Linked DNA regions of Homo sapiens: region 1 is linked to region 2. Evidence: read pairs that join two places in POLR2A ChIA-PET (ENCODE). Cell type or tissue: HepG2. All regions are shown on one strand. Links, peaks and the distances in the headings refer to the core of each region. The heading gives the core; the rest is flanking DNA.

Region 1 (4,501 bases), core at 146-4,145, 540 kb before region 2:
TCAGGGAGGGCTTCCTGGAGGAGGCCCAGCAGAGACAAAAGGATAAGTAGGAGGTGGGAAGAGTCCAGATGGGGCAATGGAGGAATATGTTAGGCCCCTGTGGCATGAGGGCAGCGTGTGTGAAGAGAATAGGAGTGGGCGTTGGGGGCCCATGGCCTTGTTTCAGGACAAGTCCCCAAGTGTCATGACTGTTGGTACGGTCTGCGTGGCCACCCTGCCTGGCTTCAAACCCAGCTCTGCCACCTCCCAGATAGGAGACATGGAGAAGTCACTTAACCTCCATCTACTGCAGTTTCCTCCTATGTAAACATGGGAATAAGTCGCATGCCCCCCTCATAAAGTCACTGTGATTGATGTCCAGTGATAAGCACTCCATACATGTCAGCAGGTGATTTAGCTTGGAGGCCGTGGGTTCCCAAAGTACAGAACCCAAGGTGACTCAGGGGAGTTCACAGACAGACATGGCTTGTTTTAGTGGTTATTTACTTATTTTAATGTGTATTCTGAAAAATATGACCTGAACTTCAGACCTAAGATTTTTTTTTTTATTTTTTGAGATGGAGTCTCGCTCTGTCTCCCAGGCTGGAGTGCAGTGGTTGGATCTCGGCTCATTGCAAGCTCCACCTCCCAGGTTCACACCATTCTCCTGCCTCAGCCTCCCAAGTAGCTGGGACTACCAGCATCCACCACCACACCCGGCTAATTTTTTGTATTTTTAGTAGAAAGGGAGTTTCACCTTGTTAGCCAGGATGGTCTCGGTCTCCTGACCTCGTGATCTGCCCACCTTGGCCTCCCAAAGTGCTGGGATTACAGGCGTGAGCCACCGCACCTGGCCCAGATCTAAGATTTTATGGACATAAAGCCAAGTAAAAATTGTTAGCTTACTTAAAGTTCATTTAAGGAAAAATATCAATTAAATAGCTGTATGTGTGGATGGGGCAAAATTCATGCAGGTAGCCTATGTGTGCCAAAGCTTTGGAAAGCCAGCCAGGCTCTGGGCGAGAGACAGGCTGCTCCAGTGGGAGCAGACCGCAGATCTGATCCGCACTGTGAAAAGGTCTCTTGGCCACTCAGGGAGCTCTGGTGGGAGAGGCCTGGGATTCCTCTGCCCTAGGAGCCCATTTCCCAGGCAGCGAGCTAGGTCAGTCTGAGACCACAGGCCCCTCCCTGAGGGAGGAGGGAGCAGGTTCACACAGAGCTTGGGTGCATGCTTCCCTGTCATTGTCCCACGGTGGCCAGCCGCAGAGGGGCCAGCTTGGACAGGGACAGCCGTTGGGGTGGATGGGGCCCCAAACCCGGAGCCATGACATCTGAGTTGTGTTCTCAACTCTGCCTCTGACCCCTGGGAAGGTCCTTCCCTCTCTGTCCCTTTCCCTCAGCTTTGGGGGTAAGGGCAGGCTGTAGCTAGACCCTTCCTGCTCCACACTGCACTTGCAAATCCTTCCTGCTGCTGTTTCTACACTGGCCTGGGGTTCCCATCCCTTTCTTCCAGAGGTTTGGCTGATCTGAGTCCTGGCGCTGTGCCTGCCTTATTGTATCTGGGCTACTTTGCTACCTTTTCACCTCCTTCTCATCCCTGTATGCTCTGTGACTGAGCCCCTTGCACCCCTAAGCCCCCTCCTTACCCCCACTCAAAGGAAATGCAGTCCCCACAGTCAGTGTGTGGGACCTGCCCCAGCCCCAATCATGGAAGAGCTCAGAAGTGCCAGGCAGATGCAGATGTCCGGCCCTCACTGCTCCTGCCCTGGCTGGGCCCCTCTTTCCAGCCTACACAGAACATCACTTTCCAAACGGAGTCCAGTGTGGCAGAGCAGGAGGCGGAGTTCCAGAGCCCCAAGTATATCTTCCACAACTTCATGGAGAGGCTCTGGGCATACCTGACTATCCAGCAGCTGCTGGAGCAAACGTGAGTGCATCAGCACCTCCCTAAGCCTGTCGCTAGGGGGCAGGCACAGGTGGCACGGTACAGCGCCTAAGCATGGAGAGAGGGGGGTCTTGGCATCATGTCCAAGCTCCAGATTCTCCCAGAGGGACCTCCCCAGAAGGGGCTGGATGGAAAATCTGTTCCCGAATTCAAGGATCTCCTGAGCTCTGATGTGCTCCACCTACAGTGTCTCCGCATCCGATGCTGATCAGCAGGCCCTCCGGAACCAAGCGCTGAATTTATCACTTGCCTACAGCTTTGTCACGCCTCTCACATCTATGGTAGTCACCAAACCCGATGACCAAGAGCAGTCTCAAGTTGCTGAGAAGCCCATGGAAGGCGGTGGGTGTGGGGTTGAGATCTCAGCCTCCCAGGTAGCAGAGTTTGGACCCAGCGTTCTCCCCGATCTTCCCTGCATCCTGACCAAGACCCCAACCGTGCCCCCAACAGACTCCCCCTGGGAGATTCAGCCTATTCACTGATGAGGAAAGTGAAGCCGGGTCTCCTGTCTCCCCAAATTCATTGCACCTACGATATAGTCCAGGATTGGGTAGCAAGATTAAACACAAGCGCTTCAAATTGATGAAAACCACCCTGACGGTGTCTGTCTGTGTCTCTGTCTGTCTGTCTCTCTCTCTCTCTTTGTTTTATCCAGAAAGTAGAAACAGGAATGTCCACTCAGGTAAGCAGCGAACATCCTCAAAGGCTGTGCTGGGTGGTGGTCTGCTAACACAGGGTCCAGGGCACCAGCCCTGTGAGGTTGCTGGCCAGGGCCCAGGTCCACCCAGGCCTCTCCAGCCCATCCCTGCTGCCAGGAGGCAGTGTAATCTGACCCAGCATGCTGGTGCATTTAGTCGCCTGTGCATTCAAATATTGGCTGTGCCTCAGGCCCTGTCCCCAGCACTAAGAATACAGTCCCCATCCAAGTGGGGCCACAGGAAGGTGGGTGCAAGATGCAAACCCAGGTCCCACTGATTTCCAGGTTCCACTTTCTTCAAATATTATCTCCAGGGAGCAAAAATACCAAAACCAGGTGACAAAGTAGGAGGTGGGGGGAGGGGAGATTGACAGATTGGGCTCAGTCCTGGCTGTGGAGGGTAGTGCCTTGCCCAGCTCCTCTGGCTGGTGACAGCCCTCGGGCCTCAGTTCAGTTGTATCTGATCAGGACTTGACCACACAGAGGCTTCCTTTTCTCCAAGAAGAGGATGGAATAGACAAGGTAGTTTGAGGGTTTCTGCCAGGGGGAGGCATGACATCCCTGGGGGGGAGCTTGAGGGAGGTCCATTATTGTTCATCTCCCAGCTGTTGGGGGAGAGGCTCCCCAAGTTGGCCGGGTGTGGGGAGAGGGGACATAGCTGCCCTCTCCGCACCCACTCCTGGGTGGATCTCAAGCCCTGGCTGTGAAGACCCACACCCCACCTGAGAGAAGACTGCATCTGTCGATTTCTCCAAAGCTGGAGCTGCTGGCTCCCGGATGAATTTCAGACCTGGGGTTCTCAGCTCCAGGCAACTTGGACTCCCAGGACCTCCTGATGTTCCTGACCATGCTGCTTACCACCCCTTCCGCCGTCTGGCCATCTGTAAGCTGCCTTCCGGCCCTGCGAGGGCCTCGGTTTCCCACGGTGGTCCTTGAGCCTGCCCCATAGAGGGGGGTGGGGTAAAGCACGCACCACAGGGCCAGGCCAGGGACGGCTGCTGAGGGCACGATGTGAAGTAATTGTGGGTCAGTTCAACCTGGGATCATTTACTGGGGCTGGGGTGGGAGTGCATTTCCTAAGGAGGCTGTCCTCGCCTTCCCAGCTCTTTGCAGCTGCCCCCTGCCCCATCCTTAGCGTCTCATCTCCTCAGATGCGAGCTCACCCGGGTCCTTTAGCTGCCCCTAGGTTGTCAGACCACAGGCCATGACAGAGCAGCCTCTCCCACACTCCTTGTTCAGAGGGGACCCTAGGCCCTAAGAGGGGCACGGACTGGCCAAGCATGCACATCACAGCGCTCTTTGGAGCAGTCCTTGCCAGCTTCCTCTCTCTGAAGGCCCCTCTCCCCACTACCCAGTGTATGGACATCAGGCCTCCCCTCCCCAAGGCAGGACTTCACCTGTCCTTTACTTTCACTGAGTAGGATCCACTATACTCTAGAGGCTGACTCATGAGGAAACCTTCTAGGAAGGGAGGGCTTCCTCCGTTCAGAAAGCCAACAGAGGTCCCTTGAACTGTTTTCTGATCCCCAAATCTGCACTCGAATGCAGCTGCACAGCCAGGCTGGACCTATCCCTGACAGCATGCTCTTCTGTTTGAAAATCTCCTGTGACAAAGGCCATTCTAGGTGGAGTGTATGTGTGGCAGGATGGGGGGCTGGAGCTTGGTGGCAGCGCTGCTGGTTGCCCGCCTCCTGACTGCCTTCCTGCTCCCTTTCTGTTTCCGGATGTTCCTGCCCTAGTGCCTGCTTCAGCACCACCAGCCACCTCAAATCCTGATCCAGCTGTGTCTCGTGTCATGAATATGAAAATCGAAGGTGCCCCCAAGGCCAGAGGCCCTGTCCTAACAGGGGGATCCTGGGAGGGGAGTGACCTGTCACATG
Region 2 (4,501 bases), core at 264-4,263:
GCGAGGGAAATGGCTGCCGCGTAATGCCCGGTGATGCGAGAAAGAAGGGCCTGCTGCCACCAGGACCCGTCATCGCCCAGCCCAGGGACCGCTTCTGAAGGCCATGCGAGCCCTGGCGGCGCAGACTTACCAGCCCACAGCTCCGGCCGCGGTGCCCAGCGCTGGAGAACGGAAGTACTAGGGGGTGGGCGGAGCGGAAGCCGGAAGTGTGGGTGGGTGGAGCGGCGCAGGCGGGTGCGAGCTCTGGCTGAAGCCGGTGTCCGGGAGGGGAGAGTTTAGCATATTGGCTCTTTGCTGGCCACTGACAGACCTGGAAGGAGTCACCTTCAGTCCTCATTTTTTAAATCTCTACATTGAGGGTAATAATCCCCGCCTCACCGATTGCCGATTTTTTTTTTGAGACGGGGTCTCATTCTGTCGCCCAGACTGGAGTGCAGAGTCGCGGTTTCGGCCCAATGCAACCTCCGCCTCCCGGATTCAAGCGATTCTCATGCCTCAGCCTCCCGAGTAGCTGGGATTACAGGCATGTGCCACCACTCCGGGCTAATTTTTGTATTTTTTAGTAGAGACGGGCTTTCGCCATGTTGCCCAGGCTGGTCTCGAACGCCTAACCTCAAGCGATCCACCCACCTCAGCCTCCGAAAGTGATGGGATTACAGACTTCAGCCGCCGCACCCGGCCTCTCCCTTCCTTTATCCTGTACGGTCAGTCAGCAGATGCACCCTGAGTGTCAGGCACTGACTGGGCTGAGCAAACGAACTGAGAATCACTACTTCCCCACAACTCACCCCTTCTGGAGCCAGATTAAGTAATTCCCGCTCCTCTCCATGGCTTTTATTCCACAACTTATTATTGTTCTTCCCTCTCCCACCATGGGCCACCAAATACAGCTCTGGCTTAGCAAGAGTTCCATTCTGCGATCCTCAAGCACATAAGCGGCATGTAAACGCTAATGACTCTGGGCCTACCTCGCTGTCCCTACTCTCATCCGGGGCCTACCCTGTGTTGGCTGGATGCCTTCCCACATTCATAAGATGAGTCCTGATCAGACTCCAAAAATACAAAACAGTTCACTGTTTTTACTGATGTTTTCTTAGGGAGATAGAGGAGAGAGTTGCATCACAAATCACACACTTGATTTCCTAACAATTTTATTGAAACATGTTTCTTGGCAGGGCGCAGTGTTTCACGCCTGTAATCCCAACATTGGGGAGGCCAAGGTGGGCGGATCGCTTGAGCCTAGGAATGCGAGACCAGCCTGGGAACATGGCGAAACTTATCTCTACCAAAAAAAAAAGAGCCAGGTGTGGTGGCATGCTCCTGTAGTCCCAGCTACTCAGGAGGCTGAGATGGGAGGATCACCTGAGCCTGGGAGGTAGAGGCTGCAGTGAACCTTGATCACGCCACTGCACTCCAACCTGGGCCCCTGTCTCAAAAAAAAACCAACAAACAAAAACACATTTCTTTCTCTTGGTTTTGAGGTGGAGTCTTGCTCTGTCACCCAGGCTGGACTGCAATGGCACAGTCTCAGCTCACGGCCACTGCACTGCAGCCTGGGCACGATGTCGGCTCACTGCAACCTCCGCCTCCCAGGTTCAAGCAATTCTCCTGCCTCAGCCTCCCGAATAGCTGGGACTACAGGCGCCCGCCACCACGTCCAGCTAATTTTTGTATTTTTAGTAGAGACAGAGTTTCACCATGTTGGCCAGGCTGGTCTCGAACTCCTGACCTTGTGATCCACCGCCCTTGGCCTCCCAAAGTGCAGGGATTACAGGCGTATAAACAATTACAGGCGCCCGGCCTATATAAACAACCTTCATCTTTCCCCATGCTGGAGAACACTAATTGCCACTGCTTGGTGTCTGTGTTTCCCTGGATGGCTGCCCTCACACTTTATGCTTGAATAAATTCTTTTAACTGGATATCGAACCTTTTGATGATTTTTAGGTTGACATTAGAAATGTGTTTTTGGGACAGGTGCAGTGGCTCATGCCTGCAATCCCAGTACTTTGGGAGGCTGAGGCAGGTGGGATCATTTGAGGTCAGGAGTTCGAGACTGGCCTAACCAATATGGTGAAACCCCATCTCTACTAAAAAATACAAAAATTAGCTGGGCATGGGCCGGGCACAGTGGCTCACACCTGTAATCCTAGCACTTTGGGAGGCTGAGGCAGGTGGATCACCTGAGGTCAGGAGTTCAAGACCAGCCTGGCCAACATGGCGAAACCCCGTCTCTACTAAAAATACAAAAATTAGCTAGGCATGGTGGTGTGTGCCTGTAATCCCAGCTACTGGTGGGGCTGAGGCAGGAGGATTGCTTGAACCTGGGAGGTTGCAGTGAACCGAGATTGCGTGACTGCCCTCCAGCCTGGGTGACAAAGCGAGACTCCGTCTCAAAAAAAAAAAAAAAAAAGATTGTTTATATAGGCAAAAACAGGAGTGCTGACCAGAATTACAACATTTTCCAAAAAAAGGCTAACATAAATACAAGATTTGGTTGGCTACTATTGATTATACTGGAAGGAGTTTGCTTAACATTCTATTGTAAAGAGACAACAATCACAAGGGTCTCTATCTCCCACATCATCTAGTCTAAGTCTGAATGAAGAATAGGGAGCCTGGTTAATGTATAACATTTCAATACAAAGATCAGGAAGCAGCAGTCATGCATCAGAGAAGAAAAAAAAAAAGCAATGCCTGCTCAGTTTCCAGGGCTTCACTTTTCTCCTTCACATTATAAATTGGGAATGTCCTAAAATTTTATTTTCTTTTCACACCCCCTACCTGCTCCCTTTGGCAGTTGCTACATCTCTCCTTAGGTCTCCAAACCATGCTGTGCTCTTGTCATGAACCTTTCCCTTCCTCTGGCCCCCACTTCCAGCTCTCTCCCTGGATTTTTCTTTTTCTTATATATACATATATTTTTATTTGAGACAGGATCTCACTCTGTCACCCAGGTTGGAGTTCAGTGCCATCATCTTGGATTATTGCAACCTCCACCTCCGAGGCTCAAGTGATCCTCCCACTTCAGTCTCCCAAGTAGCTGGGACCACAGACGTGCACCACCACACCCAGCTAATTTTTTGTATTTTTTGTAGAGAAGTGGTTTTGCCATGTTGGCCAGGCTGGTCTCAAACTTCTGCGCTCAAACCATCTTCCTGCCTCTGTCTCCCAAAGTGCTGGGATTACAGGTGTGAGCCACCACACCCGTCCTTCTCCCTGGATTTTTCCTTTTAAAATATGAGACTTTGTATTCCTTCTCCTAAATGATTTCCCACCACATCATCAAAACAAAGGCATCCGTAGGTGGAATTGCCCTCTTTAATGTGGGAGAGGTTGTAAATACTGAAAATTTTATTGTTTTTTCTTGGTTATAGTCAGCTATATTCCTTCCATGCATTTATTCCTTCCTCAGACATAATTCAAGACATTTCCTGAGTGCCTTCTGTGTGGGCCGAATGCTGTAGCTGCTGGGATAGGTAAGAAGTGGTACTTTTAATTTTAATTTTTTTTTGTTTTTAGGAGACAAAGTCTCACACTGTCGCCCAGGCTGGAGGACAGTGGTGATTACAGCTCACTATAGCCTCAACCTCCTGGGTTGTAGCGATCCTCCTGCCTCAGCCTCTCAAGTAGCTGGGACTACAGGTGCACACCACCATGCCTGGCTAATTTTTTGTGGAGACAGGGTCTTGCTTTGTTGCCCAAGCTGGTCTCAAACTCCTGGGCTCAAGCAGTTCTCCTGCCCCAGCCTCTGAAAGTGCTGGGACTATAGGTGTAAGCCACTGTGCCCAGCCTGGGCTTGCAGGGTTACTCCGTGGGAGGGAAGGTCAGCTGTGTTGGAGGCAGGGTAAAGTGGAGCTGTGTCCTATGTAAGGGCTGTACAACACCTTAAAACTGGGAGGCCGAGGTGAGCGGATCACTTGAGGTCAGGAGTTTGAGACCAGCCTGGCCAACATGGCAAAACCCCGTTTCTACTAAAAATACAACAACAACAACAACAACAACAACAACAACAAATTAGCCGGATGTGGTGTCACGCACCTATAATTCCAGCTACTCGGAAGGCTGAGGTGGGAGAATTGCTTGAACCCAGGAGGTAGAGGTTGCAGTGAGCTGAGATCACACCACTGCACTCCAGCCTGGGTGACAGAGTGAGACTCTGTCTCAAAAAAAAAAAAAAAAAAATTAAAAAAAATAAAACATCTTAAAGCTATTTTTCTTGGAAGGAGGAGTTGGGGAGAGTAAAACAAAACACTAGGAAGCAGTTCAGCATGACTCTAGGCAAGCACTGATGAGAGGCCACTAAAGCTGTGTATGTTGGATTGTTTGGGAGTTTTTAAGCCTTAGGAAACAGTGCTGTAGTTTTAGAGACAGTGGCCTTGGCCCTGAGACTCTAGGCAGTTCCTTCTGGCTCTGAGCAGTCAAGGCTTATCTGGGAAGATTCCATCCTTTCCTTCCAGACTAAGAAGGTATTATTTACCGACAGTGGTCTTTGTTAAAT

The links. Peaks named below come from ENCODE experiments on the same cell type or tissue, not always from the same donor. Only the 100,000 strongest peaks of a DNase experiment are listed, where the experiment ranks them.
Region 1: POLR2A ChIA-PET joins it to region 2 with 5 read pairs; 1 of 35 experiments calls an interaction of 5 or more read pairs at or near these places.

What each region holds. Positions count from the first base shown.
Region 1 is chr3:52,818,396-52,822,896 of GRCh38, reverse strand. ITIH4 (inter-alpha-trypsin inhibitor heavy chain 4) reads left to right here. Exons shown (of 24, transcript NM_002218.5): 12 at 1,767-1,906; 13 at 2,112-2,266; 14 at 2,580-2,606; 15 at 2,907-2,957; 16 at 3,105-3,143; 17 at 3,379-3,504; 18 at 4,361-4,435. Among named protein-coding and RNA genes, the nearest start is that of ITIH4-AS1, 3.3 kb to the left of the region's middle. RefSeq lists an enhancer at 2,284-3,272. In HepG2, for the core only: a CTCF peak has its summit at 1,938 (motif pointing right); a DNase peak (open chromatin) is centred at 1,936.
Region 2 is chr3:52,283,506-52,288,006 of GRCh38, reverse strand. LOC107986086 (a long non-coding RNA gene) reads left to right here. Exons shown (of 3, transcript XR_001740699.2): 1 at 1-174; 2 at 3,416-3,479. It overlaps GLYCTK (glycerate kinase), which reads right to left and starts at 179. Exons shown (of 5, transcript NM_145262.4): 1 at 131-179. RefSeq lists enhancers at 412-521, 1-547, 1-594. In HepG2, for the core only: no CTCF peak of the experiment used is centred there; DNase peaks (open chromatin) are centred at 1,086 and 2,546; H3K4me3 peaks cover 987 bases.